Regions from separate parts of the Homo sapiens genome. Here region 2 is linked to region 1. The links are chromatin loops, found by intact Hi-C in ENCODE. Cell type or tissue: Caco-2. All regions are shown on one strand.

Evidence for each region. A loop is a pair of places that touch in the nucleus more often than their neighbours do. Peaks named below come from ENCODE experiments on the same cell type or tissue, not always from the same donor. Only the 100,000 strongest peaks of a DNase experiment are listed, where the experiment ranks them.
Region 2: it touches region 1 in a loop (2.7-fold over the local background); 2 of 110 quality-filtered maps call a loop at or near these places.

What each region holds. Positions count from the first base shown.
Region 1 is chr10:65,566,018-65,574,017 of GRCh38, forward strand. LINC01515 (long intergenic non-protein coding RNA 1515) reads left to right here and starts at 5,408. Exons shown (of 6, transcript NR_120647.1): 1 at 5,408-5,562; 2 at 6,918-7,039. RefSeq lists a silencer at 921-1,121. In Caco-2, no CTCF peak of the experiment used is centred here; DNase peaks (open chromatin) are centred at 4,444, 4,924 and 5,374; H3K4me3 peaks cover 1,493 bases.
Region 2 is chr10:66,176,240-66,184,239 of GRCh38, forward strand. The region is part of intron 13 of CTNNA3 (catenin alpha 3); the gene reads right to left. Among named protein-coding and RNA genes, the nearest start is that of CTNNA3-AS1, 100 kb to the left of the region's middle. In Caco-2, a CTCF peak has its summit at 4,668 (motif pointing left); no DNase peak of the experiment used is centred here.

The DNA.
Region 1 (8,000 bases):
TAAGACAGGTTGAGCAAGATTGTCATTTGAGTCCTGTGGAAAGAAAATCAGACTGGTATTTTTTTCTAAATGCTTTTCAAAATAACAATGGAAAAACAATTAAAAACTCCAAGCCTTGCTCAATGCCACATTATGCAGATAGAATAGGATACTCTCAATTTTCTTGAATTTATGCATGAAACAGTTTTTTATCTTTACATAGAAAACAATGACTTGTCTGTGCAATTTTTCTTGCTTTGATATTCTAAAACATGAATATTCTTTATTAATTAAAAAGGTGTCCATGGTTGCAGATGAGTTCCCTATAAAATATCTCTTGCTAACCAGTAACCAAGAAAACAGAATGCTTCATATGATTTTGAACGTGAACCTATCTCAGCAATCCTATTACAAAATCCAATTATGCTTGTCTCTGCCTTTATGTTTCTTTCGAATGTTTTTAACGTACTTTTTCATCTCCACCTCAGGCAGTCAGGGCTCCTTTTCATTTCGCCTTCCTCAAAAACTTCTATACTTGAACCTCACAAATCCTGGAATTTCAAAAACTAAAAGGTATTTCCCAATTAATTCATTAACAGAACATGTTGAAGGTATAACAACTTTTGCTTACTCTGAACAGAATGGAGGAGTTAATACATTTCTTCCATCTGAAAAGAAATTGTAAAGATCTAAACTTTCTTTGAATATCTACTTGCTCTCAAATAATTTGGTCAGTTGTCTTACTTTAACTTGAAAACTATATTCTTAACGTACGTACACAATTCTAAAAAAAGTTTTAGTCTCAGTTAGAAAAGTCATATGTAAATAATTAGAGACAGTAACTAATTATTAATGTCTTTTTAAAAAATGTTTATGTATATATAATTTCATCTGTTCTAAAAATAATTAGGCAAAGCAATCATGTTAGAAGACACTTCGCTCTGATAAACTGTTGAGATGTTAAAATCAGGAGAAATTGGTAGAATTACAGAAACTACAGTTTGGAAGTAACCTCAGAGGGCATCTCATTTAACTGGCTGCCTCATGGATTGATGCCTTCAGAAAGGTTTAGGAGTAGTGACTGTGCAGTTTCTGCTTCAGTACTTCCAGAGAAAGAACACTCACTCTTAATACAACCAGGCTTTTCAGTTTCTGGAGAGCACAGTTAGAAATCTCTTTCTATTCTTCAGATCAAGGTCTACTTTATAACTCAAACAGTAGAACTCCCATATATTTTTGTAAACAACTTTACATTTCATAGCTTAAAGTTGAAATAAAAATGTGCATCCGTGGCCCTAACTAGGATAAAGTAATATTCAAAACCAAGAGTGGCATCTGACATTGTTCACTTTTGAGACTGAGTTTTGTTTTTGTTTTTTTAAATCAGGCAATATGGTAATCTGTTAGCCTAAGAATATCTATACTTACATGTTCAAACTATAGAATAATTATTTCTTATAATGACTGCCTAGTAGACTAGAACAACTAGGGGGCATGTGGAAAGTTAAGAAAAATCATATTACTTGAGGAATATATGGCTATATTAGTGTGTGTGTTTGCATGTGTGTGTGTGTCTATATAAATGCTTGTAACTGTGTGGATGTGTCTGTGCAGATTTTATGTTGTCTATAGATGTGTCTGTGTGCATGATGAATAAGAAAGGAGTAGAAAGTAAAGATTTATTGTTAGCTCTGACTTCTTCCTTGCATATCATTTAAACTTAACAGCAAATAACACTGGAGAGAACACATTTGACTGTTATACCTGCATACTTGAATCATCTGTGTTCTTACTTGAATATGGGACAAATAGATATTTATAAACAGCTTCAGGTGAATTGTATATTATGTTGAATATGTATATTAGATAAAATCCAAAGATTTTTCTGATGTCATGTTGTGTGTTTGTTGGGATGTGTGGGGTTTTTGTGTGGGGGTGGATAACAATCATTTCTGTTTGGGGAGCCATGCAATTTGACCACATGTAGCCAAGTTAAAGATTGGGACTCCCAGCCCAAACTAAAAATTATGGGTTTTTTTGTATAGAAGAAGTAAAAGATTTTGCCTCCAAAATGTTAAGAGAAAATGAATAGATTTTGCAAGCACATACTATTACCTTCTGAATATCATATTTTGAATATTTTAAAAATTTGGAATTGAATTTTAAATATCATTTATACATTTGAAATCTATGTTTTCTAGATACCCAGAAGGTAAAACCAAAGGATTCATAAAAATATATTGGCAATTTTACTAATTAGAAGTTCTATACACAAATAAGTGAAACCAAAGATATGAGGCTTTTTAAAAATCATTATTATTATAAGAGCATAGATTTGGTTGTCTTTGTTCTATTTTCTGTGCTAAAATTGCCAGCCATCTTGAATATGGCATCTATTATATAATTTATATAATTTGAATATGCCAAATAGTAAATGGTCAATTTTATTTTATAAAAAAAAGCAATTATTGAATTTTATGTTTTCCATTGTCTAAATATATGCTATTGTTTGCCATACAAGTTTAGAAACGTTAAAAAGACAGTTATAAGAAATTAAATCTTTAAATAATTACAGGCTTTGGAGTTTTTTTCTTTCCTTTGTGTTCTTTTCTATAGCTTTTAAAGTTTCTTGGATAGAGGACCCCCTATTTACTTCTCTTGGCTTTGATATTTTTTGGACTCATTGCACTTAGAGCATACTCTCTGATACATTGCGGTTTACTTAAAAAAAATTCTAATCTGGTGCTCCACACCTTCCTATAACTAACTAGACATTTAGCCTTATAATTTACATAGGTTAAGATATAAATCTTGAAAAAGAATATGCAATAACATATCAGACAAAATAAGCATACTTAAAATACATAAAAGGACTCCTAAAAATTGTCTATTAAATGTCAGATAACTAATTGTTTTAAGTGCAAAAGAAATAAATGAACATGTCACAAAAGAAGATCTAAGAATGCCCAATTAACACATGAAAAGCTGTCTAACAGCTTCAGTCAATGGGAAAATGCAGATTAAAACCACAATAAGATATTGTTGTCCAAAGAACCTACAACATTTTACCCTCCCACCAGCAACGTATGAGATTCATATCTGTTTTACATCTTCACCAACATTTTGTATTGTCAGTACCCCCCAACATTCTTTTGGATGTGAAATAGTATTTTACTGCTGAATAATATTCTTACACATTTCTTTTCCTGTGAGAGTTTCTTATAAATATAAATTTACACTTATTCCGTGGTTAAGCAATCCCACCCCTAGGTGTTTTCTCAAGAGAAATAAAACAAACATATGTTCACAAAATGAATTTTACAAAGTATCATGATAGCCTAATTCCTAATAGCTAAAAGTAGAGTACTCCAAACTTCCATGAACAGCAAAATTTTTAAAAATTTACTTTTATTCTTATTTTTTTATTTTTAACTCAGCTTTTTATCCCAAGTCAAGAACTGCTAAACAAATTATGGCATAACAATGAAATGGAAAGCTACACAGTAGCAAAAAGGAAAAAAAAATAGGAATGCATGCAATATTATGGATAGATTTAAAAATTATTATGAGTAAAAGAAGCCACTTTCTAATGTTGCTGGCTATTAATTTTTACAAAGACATTTCTATCACTTTCTACATAGTTCTAAATATGTGCTATCCAGTATGTCCAATAGCTATATGTCAGCGGCTATTACCACCAACAAGGAGCTGTTAAGAACTTGAAATATGGCTTGTGTGATTAAGAAAGTAAATTTTAAATTGTATTTAACTTTAATTAAATAAATGTTAAGATTAAATAGCCACATGTGACTAGTGGGAACTATACTGGACAGCACAATTCTATATCTCGTTTAGAGTGGTAGTTAAATGGGTGTGTACAATTGCCAAAATTCATCAAGCTTAAATCTGAGTAGTTTATTAAATTTATATTATACCTAAAAAAGGCAAAAAAGTTGCAATGTTTATTTGTGAAAGTTTCCATTTAAAAACTAAAACAAGAACTCAAAATTAATGACATAGTTTTGAGGGCATATTCAAGAAGGTAAGAAGAATAAAGCTTCACGTATCCTTAGAATTCAAATAAAACCCGACAGATTAAAACATTAAAGGAGAATCTCAGACCTAACTCAGTTTCTGTCTTTCCAAACGTTACTTTATGTTTATTTCATAGGTGGAATGTTGTACAGTGTCATCTGTTGCTACCAGTGAGTGACATCTGTGATTAATCGCATTGCCTTAATTAAACAGCAATTGCCTGGATGTGATCACCTGCAGTGGCCAGCCTCCAATCAGATTAGCTCCCAAACTCCAGTTCTCTCATTGCAATTAACTTCACTTTTCACATAGGTCCCCAGAGAATTTCAATATGTCTGATGTCAAGAACGGAAAGTGAGACAGCCAGGTGGGAGGGGGTCCCTGGAGAATCTCCAACCAGCCTGCGCACTGGGAATGCGCACTGGAGTGAAAATACAGAAGTTGGTGCCCTTTGCAGCAGCCAGGAGTCCGACTCCTCCTCTTCCTGTGTGGAACCTGGAATTCAAACGGCTGGGTAGGAAGCACGCTAGCAGGGGCCTCTGGCCTTGCTGAGGGTCCCTGTTTCCCCTTTTCCTTCCTTTTCACCCAACAAAACCCTGCTTTACTCACCCTTCAAACCATCTATGAGCCTAAATTGTCGTGGTCGTGGAATGGACAAGGACCCAGTCTTTAGCTGAACTAAGGGAAAGTCCTGCTTTTTGGCGCGCAACAGGGGAGCTCAAGAAACAGTGAGTGAAATGGGGACTCAAAACCTCTCACTGTTGATCCTAAGCATTTTCATCCTCAGACTACTGAGGGTGGGGGAAACACGACCCCAAACTCCGTTGCTCCGTTGGGGGTCGTCGGGGGAAAGGCCTTTTCCTTCCTTTTTCAGGACAGACAGGAAAGCCGGGGCTCCTCACTCCCCCTCCCCTCTGTGCCCGGGACGGGATGCATGGCCCAAGGGTCCCACACAGCTGGCTAGATGGTTCTCAGACACAAGCCACCGCAGCCTTCCTTTTCCCCTGCCAGGGGGTTAAACTTTATCAGAGAGTAATTAAGCTTTAACCCTGCTGTTGAAATCACTTGCAGACGAATAAGAAGTTCTTCCCCAGGCATTTTTAAACCTTTTTTCACTCCCCTTTTCCACCTCCTCAACAAGTAAACCCTTAAAGTTTTTTTTTTGTTTGTTTGTTTGTTTTTTTTTAGAAGACACTTTACTAGGCCACTCCCTCTGCTCCCCAGCTATCACTGTATGCTCTGCAAAGTTTTGCTTGTGAAATAAATCCTCTATTTTGTTTTACATCCTGAGGCCATGGCTTATAACTCTGGCGGCAAGGATTTGTTTAGCAATCCTGCCTTAGGGGATGAGCCCTCTCTAATTCAATATCTGCATGTCCCCTGTCTCTTAAAGGGCCTCACTCACGGCATATGGAACTAACCACGCCCCTAACTAAGAAGGCACACCTTAGTTGCAGTTAGCACACAATTAAAGCAACTCTCCAAGTTTTACCTTAAAGTTCAAAATTGCTAGGAGTTGAAACTACTAGAAATATATTTACATGCAAGGTGAGTAAGAACAGTAAAATGTGTTTTTTAATAAAAGGTTATAAGAAGGCATGGAAATGTAAACTTTTGCCTAGGGTTAAAGGATTGTTTGAGTTAAATTAGGAAAAAGCTGAAGGTTCAAAGAAGTGGTGGGAGAACTGTGGAAATTAATCTTGCAGAAGAGATTCTATGTGAACATATTGACTAAATTCAGAAAAGGGTATTGTTTGGTTTTTCTGTAAATTGAAATAAAAGCATAACAAGATTTTCCTAAGGTGCTAATCTGCTCTTTGGCACATTTGTAAAGGGTTATAACAGGTTTTTGCTTCTTTAAAATTTCTGAGTCATGATTTTGGCAAAATAAATAACTTTTGGTAACCTGGAATTCTATTTCATAATATCAAGTTATTTAAACCTCAAACATTTAACAGCCTTCCCAAAATCAAACCTCAGTTTCAAAATTGTCTTCCCTGGCACCTGGCTTTTCAAATATGTCAGAGGGCCCCTGAAGTGTCCAGAGAAGAGAGGTAAACAGGATTATTTGACATGTTTAGGTACATGGGATTGCAAAAATTATGCTCAGTCTTCTTTAGGTTGTATCTGGGTGAATAATCCTAATACATGTTCCAAAATTGTATGAGATTTCTAGAATTCTAATGGCTGAATATATGCTATCAGTCATAATTAAGGTCGTTATGTTAAGTTATTGTAAACCACGGAGATAACCAAGCTTCTTTGTCAATCGTGTTTCTAACTGTAAGTACCCTGGACATTTTGCTATTCACAGACAGTTGTTGCCTTGTTTAATCCTTCTCAAAGATGGTTTATAATGAGCTATAGAACTTTAACAGGTGCTCTCAAACACAGGCTTCTGGTAACTTTGGAAATTGTAACATTAAAATAAAGAAAAATATACAGGACTCATAAGGAGCTGAAATGCTCACAAATATCAAACAAAACAAGAGTTAACTAAATGGACTGAACTCAGGAAACTGAAACCAGGCTGGGAGCGGTGGCTCACACTTGAAATCCCAGCACTTTGGGAGGCCAAGGCAGGTGGATCACCTGAGGTCAGGAGATCAAGACCAGCCTGACCAACATGGCAAAACCTTGTTTCTACTAAATTAAAAAAAAAAAAATTAGCCGGGCATGGTGGCACATGCCTGTAATCCAAGCTACTTGGGAGGCTAAGGCAGGAGAATCACTTGTACCCAGGAAGCAGAGGTTACAGTGAGCAAGATTGAGCCATTGCACTCCAGCCTGGGTGACAAGAGCGAAACTCCATCTCAAAAAAAAAAAAAAAAAAAAGAAAAGAAACTGAACAAATCTTTTTAACCTTTGCTTGGAATATTGCTGATCCGTGTTTTGTTTTTCAGAGTCAAAGAAACTTTGAACTATTTATGGCCTTTAATAATTAAGTAAGGTATACTCCTGTGATCAAGACTTGGAGCATATTTGTTTCTCTCTGCCTGGTTCCTCTAGAAATTGGAAACTATCAGTGAGTATTTTTATGACAATATAGTTGTTTGCATCAGTGCAGTAAGAGTCCATTTTCAATGGCGGAATTCTTTTCTCACTCTTTTCGTTGTTTAATAATTATTATAGCAATAATAATAATAATAAATACCAATTATTACATTAACTCTCTGCATGTCTATGTTCTTATTGCATTTTCTTATAAGAACACAAGACGTATTGGATTATGACCAACTCTAATGATCTTATTTTACCATTTTAAATATCCTATCTCCAAATACAGTCACATTCTGAAGCACTGGGAGTTAGGATTTCAACATAGGATTTTGAAGGGGCACAGTTCAGTCTGTAACAGTGGTTAAAAACCCAAGTTCAGAAACCAAATTTTCTTTGCACAAATTGCAGTTTTGCAGATTAGGAGATATGAGACTTTGGCAAACTTGCCAAGACCTTGGTGACACTCTTTATGTCTTCTTGTTCTCATCTTTAAAATGAGAGGTGAAAGAGGATTAAAAATTATTACATAAAAACAAAAGACTTAGGATGATGATGAAATGCTGGTAATATATGTTAGATATTAGTATTTTTTATCTCAATAAATTCAATTGCTGTAACTCTTGATTCCTCATCTTGCTACTGTGCAATTGCCCTCCTCTTCCCTCAGTGTCACCCATCAAAGGGTAGATAGTCTCATTACAATTCTTACTTCTATATTTCTTTTCTGATTGATCAGTTCCGCCTCTTTATTGACACTGGGATTTATATGCATTGACTTAAAAATGGAGAAACTACAAGCAGCATTAGAGGCTGTTTTTTAATTAATGAGTCTCTCCGCTTACACCATCAAACTGAAGATTAGCTGTTGATTTATGAGATACCCTCAGCTTGTATCTTGTGCCACATCCAGATCATTGCCAATTCATTTCCAGAAGGAGGATCAGTACCATTATCTGCTCAGTATCTCTCATTTCAAGCACCTCTCA
Region 2 (8,000 bases), 610 kb after region 1:
TTAAGAGAATGTGACAGTTGATGGTCTGAAAGTAAAGAAAAGGAGAAAGGATAATGCTTCTGAAAACCATCATTTAGACACGCAAATGGAGGCTTACATAAACCTGTTCTGACCTTATGTATTTGAAATATTTTTAAATTACTGAAGTCTTTGGAAACTGCAAATAGTTTCTTATGAAAAAAGATGCTCTTACATAAAAGGAACTATTAAACTTAGAGAATTGAACAATGGAGAGATCAGATAGTAACTTACTATTCTTTAAAAGTCTTAAATATATGTAAAATTCACAAAAATTCACAAAAAGCAGAGGAATATTTGTGTCCCCCTAAAATTCATATGTTAAAATCCTACCCCACAAGATGACAGTATTAGAAGTTGAGGGCTTTGAGAGTTGATTAGGTCATGAGGGATTAGTGCCCTTATAAAAGAGGCCCCAGAGAGCTAGCTACCATGTAAGGACACAGCCAGGAAGTGTCATCTATGAACCAGAAAGTAGAACCTCACTAGACACCAAATATGCCTTGATTTTGGACTTCCCAGCCTTCAGAACTGTGAGAAATAAATTTCTGTTGTTTATAAGCTACACGGTTTATGGCATTTTGTTACAGCAGCCCAAACAGACTAAGGCAGAGGCTTACATAAACCCTGTTCTGACCTCATGATTGTGAAATATTTTTAAATCACTGAAGTCTTAGGAAACTGCAAATAGTTTCTTAAGGGAAAAAAAAAAGTGTTCTTACTTAAAAGGAACTCTTGAACTTAGAGAACTAAGCGAAGGAGGGATCAGACGGTAACATAATTCTCTAAAGGCTTAAATCCGTGTAACACTCACAATGCAGAATAAACATGCACCCACGCACAACCTAAATCTAACCAGTTACTGCTGAAAACCTGAATGTTTTGGGGAAGTGTGCCAGAAAGCTCTAAAGATTTTTAAGCTTTTCCTGACCTCTTTATTTTCACTGAAATGCAAATATACATTTAAAAATCTGTTTACATAAACTGAAGAAAAAGAAATCAATATAAAATTTTCCAAATTTCCTGGATTTTAAGGTTAGAAGCAAAAATGAGAGAAGATATTTTCATAAAAAGTAAGAAAATAATCAGTTTTGATTCACTAGGTCCAAAAAATGAGTAGAAACATACATCTAAATGCACCAGATTTTTAAAAATTTTGTTCTTTATTTCAAGAACAACACTGCATTTTTGGAGGGATCTATTTTTTTCAGGGAAGAAAATATCACAATTTTGAAAAAAAAGAGACCAATATAATCTCCCTTTTTGAATTCTAGACGAACGATAAAAAGCGATTTTGTTAATGATTTTTTAAAAATGAGCTTTGCAACATATTGGCAGCCCTAGACTGAAGAATTTTACCGTTCTAATTACAAACAGTAGCAGTTATTTTATACTAAACATACCAAAACGTAAGTGAGCATTTTATATGAATATGAATTATTTCTACTGGGTACCTATATACATGTTTTAAATATTCTGTGATTTACCCAGAATCTAGTCAGAAGTAGGCCATTTTGATAAAAAGTGCCTTTAGAACATCGATGGGTAACTAAAAAATCTATGCATAATGTAAACATTCCAACTATTTGTTAAATAAGAAACATTTTTGATTATTACTTTTTTAAACTATATTCAATTTGGTTATTGGTAAAATTTAGTTTAAGGCAGGCATATTTCTTTTCATAATTTTGTTTTCTTTTTTCATGAACATTTATCATGTCCAGAAGGCAGGCATATTTCAATGAAGTAATGTTTATGCCTAGCTAACATTTTTTATTTTTAATGATATGATACTGGGTATATTAATGCAAAGATCCTACAATTTTATTTTATAAACTCTTACCTGATTTTGAATCCTTTTTTCAACTTTTCCAGTTATGCATGAAGACATCATACTTGAAAAACTAAATATAAATTAGCTTCTCTTTTGTAAAATAAAAACAAATTTGCAGGACTTCTGCTAGAGAGATGGATTAGGTATACATTCCTCTATTTTTTTTCTTAAGTAAAATATACAATTAAAAACCTTGAAATGAAAGTGTATATGTATGTGTATATATTACAGACACATATATATGTGTATACACATATATAGGGATATAGTTTATTAAGTACAACATACAACTACAAACCTTGAAAGTGTATATATATATATATATATATATATATATATATATATATATATACACACACAGATATAGAAAGAGAGAGGTACATACACAGACACACACACACATACACACACCCCTTAAGAGTTCTTAAACTTGACAGCAGAAATATATACCATAAAAGGAAAAATTGATAAACTGGATTTCATCCAAATTAGATTATATTACTCTGTGAAGAACTCTGTTAAGAGGATTCAAAAAACAAGCTACAGAGTTGGAGCACATATTTAAAAACCACAACATCAACAAAGGACTAGTATCAAGAATACATAAAGACCTCTCAACACTTAACATTAAAAAAATCCAGTTGGAAAATGGATAAAATACATGAGCAGATAATTTATAGGAGAATATATGAATAGTAAGCACACAAAAATTTGCTCACCATCTTTAGCCATTAGGAAGTTATAAATTAAAGCCACATGAAATATCATTACATACCTATCAGAATGGCTAAAATAAATAATAATGACAACACCCAATGTTAGTGATGACACAGAAACTGTGTCACTCATACATGGCTAATTGGAATGTAAAATGACACAACCACCCTGGAAAAGAGTTTGGCACTTTATTACAAAAACTAACCATGCAACTATTACATAATCAGCAATTGCCTTTCTGGGAATTTATCCCAGAGAAAATAAAAGCTATGTTCACCACAAAAACCTGTATATTAATGTTTATAATAGCTTAATTCATAATAGCCCCAAACTGGAAGACATCCTGATATGCTTTAATGAGTGAATGATTAAACAGACTACAGTATAGCCATATCATGGAATCTCGCTTAGCAATTAAAAAAACGAACCTACTAACGTATGCAAGAATCTGGATGAATCTCCAGACTTACGTTGAGTGAAAAAAAGTCAATCCAAAAAGGCTATATACTGTATGAAAAATTGTAGAGAGAATACTTTAATGGTTGACACTGGTTGAGGAAGGGTTGGGAGTTGGAGGGAAGTATATGTGGCTATAAAGGGTCAATAGGAGCAATCTTTATGGTGATGAAAATCGCCTGTATCTTAATTGTATCAATATCAGCACCCTGGTTGGAATACTGTACTATCGCTTTGCAAGGTGTTATTTATTGTTGGGTCTCTCCATATTATTTCTTATAAATGCCTATAAATCTATAGTTATCTCAAAATAAATAGATCTACTTAAAGATAAATGGCTAAATAAATAATTTGCAAGCTCTGAAAGGATCTCCATAAAGGCAATCACAAAGGAAAGCTCTTCTAGGTTTTTGAGATTTTTTTTCCATTTTTCATTTAAATTTTTAAGTTTTTCTACGGGAAACTTATACTGCTGTGGTAATAAGAAAGACAAAATATAATATGCTTGTAATCTAAAATATTTTTAAGATACAGTTTCATTCCTGTGTTCACATCAATACAATGTTCTATATATGAGAGGCAACTTCTAAATTCACCATCTGTCTATTATGAAAAATTTTATCCTGTGGTCAGGGTATTTTATAGCTAGAGTATAAACTTGTAATTTGAATAAAGAGTATGGGTTGAATAGTAGATGTGCCAGCTTTGCTTTTTTTCTATCTTAGAAATTTATAAAAAATTAAGTTTGCTTTTAAAACTTAAAAGTGTTAGTTCTGAACCCTAGAGATGCTGACCTAATGGCGGCATATTATGGCTGTATGCTGCCAATTAGATAAAAGCAGCATCAGGAATCATTTCATATCGCTTTGCTTGGCTGGAAGTGTGTGTGCACACAGATACATAAACACACTTCTAATTTCTGCAAAAGATCACTGTTAGTTCTTTAGAAAACTGCTGGCCTATTTTCAAAAGCCGAAAATGAGCTGGAGCCCAGTGCTGAACATCAGAAATCAAGAGGCAATCTAAGTGATGGTGACAGTAGGTTTTAGTGAATACAAAAGATGAAATGGTAGGAAGCTGGATAAAGATAATTCTGCTCCAAAATCCAAAGGGCAAGAGAACATAAAGATGTCAGAGGTCAGTATCATTGAGGAGGGAAGAGTTTTGTAGCTCTAATTGATTCTCCGGGCTCCTAGAGGGATTGAACTTCTTTTGGAAACATAAAGGTAGAGGGCATAAGCAGAAAATATATATCAGATACAAAACCAATTTCTCCCAGAATACATCTCAAAAAGTAATGTCATTAAATTCTGGAGCCCTGAAGCAAAATTCTTCAAAGTTGTCTCCTTGCAGTTTTCACAAGAAATAACCTTTGCCATACGCCCTGGGAAACTCATGTTTTCATCCGCAATATGGCAGTGCTTATCAGTCTGAAAAGATTATTCTGAGAAGTTACATAAACTTGTAAACTATTAAACCTTAAGTGAATGTAAAAATGTTACGTCATCTTCATTAGCATGCCTCCCTAAAACAATAGAGAGTGCTTAGCCTGAGAATCTGAGCTAAGCTTGAAGTGAAACACTACTCTGCTGTGTAATTCATTACTTGAAGAATTTACTTCCGGCCTAAATTCTGTTTAGTGGTAGGTCTGCCATCTAGTGGCCACTTACATAAATACAAGTTGTGATCATAAATTAAAGACCATATGAAAATACTAGGTCATCCAAATGGACCATTTCTAGTCCAAGTATAAAAAGGCAAAGAGGATTTGACTGATGGTAAGAAAATTTATATTCAGGGATCACTTAGAGGTAAGTGTGCTGACTCAAAACACTATGAGTACAAAAGCAAAGTAAAAAGTCATTTAGACTTATGTGGACTTCAAAATGAGAAATTTATATTCATAAACTTTCACTAAATTTAAAAGAAAGTAACCGTTGTGTTAACTTATTTATGTTTTCTCCTCATTATCTTTTAGTTCAATCACATTTATATTTTCTACTTAATGTAAACCATGAAATAAAATTTTCTTCAGTACTTGGATTTGTGCTGCCAATTTGCAGAATTGTCAGTTATTAAATAAAATGTAACACAGTTTCAGAACTTAAACTCTAAAATACAAAAACATAACATTGTTCACCTTCAAATAATACAATAACTTTTGGGGCTCTATTATTATTATTGCTTTCTTTGTTAATAGAAATGACAGGTAATGCTAGGCCTTTGATGCTCATTCTCTTGGCATAATTTTTAGTTATTTGTCCAAAGCTACACACTCCCACCCTCAGTTCCTTCCAGAGTGCTAACCTGAAAGCTTATATTTGTAAAAGCCCCATTATTATTAAAAAGCTCATTAACATACCTGCAAATGGTATTTGCACAGTGGCTAAGTACACTGAACACACCCTGAGAAGTATTTACTAAGCTAAATTCATCAGACAAGTGTACAATATTCACATTTCAGTGTTACAATTGTTATTTTTATTTATTTGGTTTTTGAGTTGGTATGCTTAAGAAGAGATTAAATCTACCTCCAAATTATAGTTCTTTGACATACTAATCAGTTACATTAAAGCCATTTAAATAAATAATATTTTAAAAATCCCCAAACCATTAGGCATGTTTTCATTATTGTTGTATCCAGTTACTTTCCCCTTAGGCTTATTATTATTGCTTGAAATAACAGGATGATATCATATTGTTCAAACTGGAAATATAGATAATTTTGCAATTGCTAATGTTGTGTAAAAATGTCCTATGATAATCCACAAACCAATAATCTGTATTGTTGATATCCTAACAAGTATTTGTAAAACACAGGCCAAATAATAAAACAATTCCCATTCCATACTTAATCCTTGATTTTATGGGGTCCCATTTATTTGTAATTTGTAAATATAATCTCTTACAATCAAGTATGGGAGCCTCAAAGTCATGAATGATCTCCAATTTAAGGTAAGAATGCTCATACATTTGCTTGTGGATACATTTCTTTTTTTTTTTTTTTTTGAGACGGAGTCTCGCTCTATCGCCCAGGCTGGAGTGCAGTGGCGCGATCTTGGCTCACTGCGAGCTCCGCCTCCCGGGTTCACGCCATTCTCCTGCCTCAGCCTCCCAAGTAGCTGGGACTACAGGCGCCCGCCACCACGCCTAGCTATTTTTTAATATTTTTAGTAGAGACGGGGTTTCACCATGTTAGCCAGGATGGTCTCGATCTCCTGATCTCGTGATCCGCCCGCCTCGGCCTCCCAAAGTGCTGGGATTACAGGCGTGAGCCACCGCGCCCGGCCGGATACATTTATTTCTAAATAAGAACATCTCATGTGGTTCCTAAGACTGATTATGCCAAGACCCATGTACTTCAAAATACGGCATTCCAATGTGTGGAATTTTCTTTTTCCACTCAATCTGTCTACTTTTTAACAACATGGCCAAACTCCCAGGATCTTAATGCCAAAAAAAGATGATTTTTTTTTAAAAGAAATAATTTAAGATCCTAAAATGAAAGCAAAATGTCCATCCTCGTGAACAACAAAGTCAGTCACAAGACTGAAACCATGGTCTATAATAATTTAAATTTATTTATTACTTACTCTATTATGTGTCAAACTTACCCTGAGTCAAAATCGTGAAGGTGAACGTAACATTAAATGTGCGTTTTCTTTAAACCACACTGTGATGAAATGGACTCTCACTCGGGAGTCTGGCTCCAGAGGCCTCACCCAGCAGAGTGTTCACTATCACAGAGGACTTTTCACACATTTCCTCGGAGAGGAGGGAAGAAATCCATCAAGAAAGGGGATTTATATTCCAAAATCACAAAATGGCTACTATATCAACTGGAGAAAAACTACTCACAGGAAGAAAAACAGCACAGAACAAACCTTTAGACAGTCCATGCCCTAGCACAGGATTTGGACAGACATAAGCCAAGGGCCAAATCTGGCTCTCTATCTCTTTTGTAAATAAAGTTTTATTGTAAATAAAGTTCAGTGGACACACCATGCCCATGTGTTCCCATATTGTATATATGTATATAACTTCTGTCTCCTTTTATTCATTGCCTTCTCTGTATGAGATATGCATTTCTCTTACCTCAATCAATAAAATCCAACCTATCGTGAAGGTATAACTTTGTATAATGGAATTAAATTGAATATATCATTTGGAGCCTTGTTTTTACATTTAATATTTTTTCTGAGATTTATGGATACTGCTGAATATAAGTGTAGCTTATCAATTTCCACTTTTTAAGTGCTATGGACTATTCAATTATACAAATCAATAAAAATTAACCTATACTATGCCAATGGGCATTGGGTTGGGGTTAACACTTTGGCTTTTCTCAGTAATGTTTCTATGAATGTTTTTGTACATATTTCTTGATTTACAAATGCAGCAGTTTTCGAGAGTTTTTACCTAAATGTTGATTTATTTTTGACATAGTTGGTAAACACTTGACATTGTGACTTTTTTTCTTTTTGGTTAGTAGTAAAAGGAATCTTTTGTGGGTTTTATTGATACCAATTATATACCAATTATCTTTTTATCATTGATTGCCATTTGTGTTTCATCTTCTATGAAAAGCCTATTCAATTTTTTGGCTTTTTCCAATCCTCCTCTCAGTTTGCTTGTCTTTTTACCTTATTGAATTGAAGGTGTTTTTTTAATATATTCTAGATACTACCTCTTTATCAATTATATGTTGCAAATATCTTCTCACTTTATAACTTGTATTTTGTGTATGAGGTTTTTATAAAAGAAAATTTTACGGCTCACGCCTGTAATCCCAACACTTTGTGTTGGGCAGATCACCTGAGGTCAGGAGTTCGAAACCAGCCTGGCTAACATGGCAAAACCCTGTCTCTATTAAAAAATACAAAAATTAGCTGGGCGCGGGGGTGGGCGCCTGTAATCCCAGCTACTCAGGAGGCTGAGGCAGGAAAATCACTTGAACCTGGGAGGCAGAGGTTGC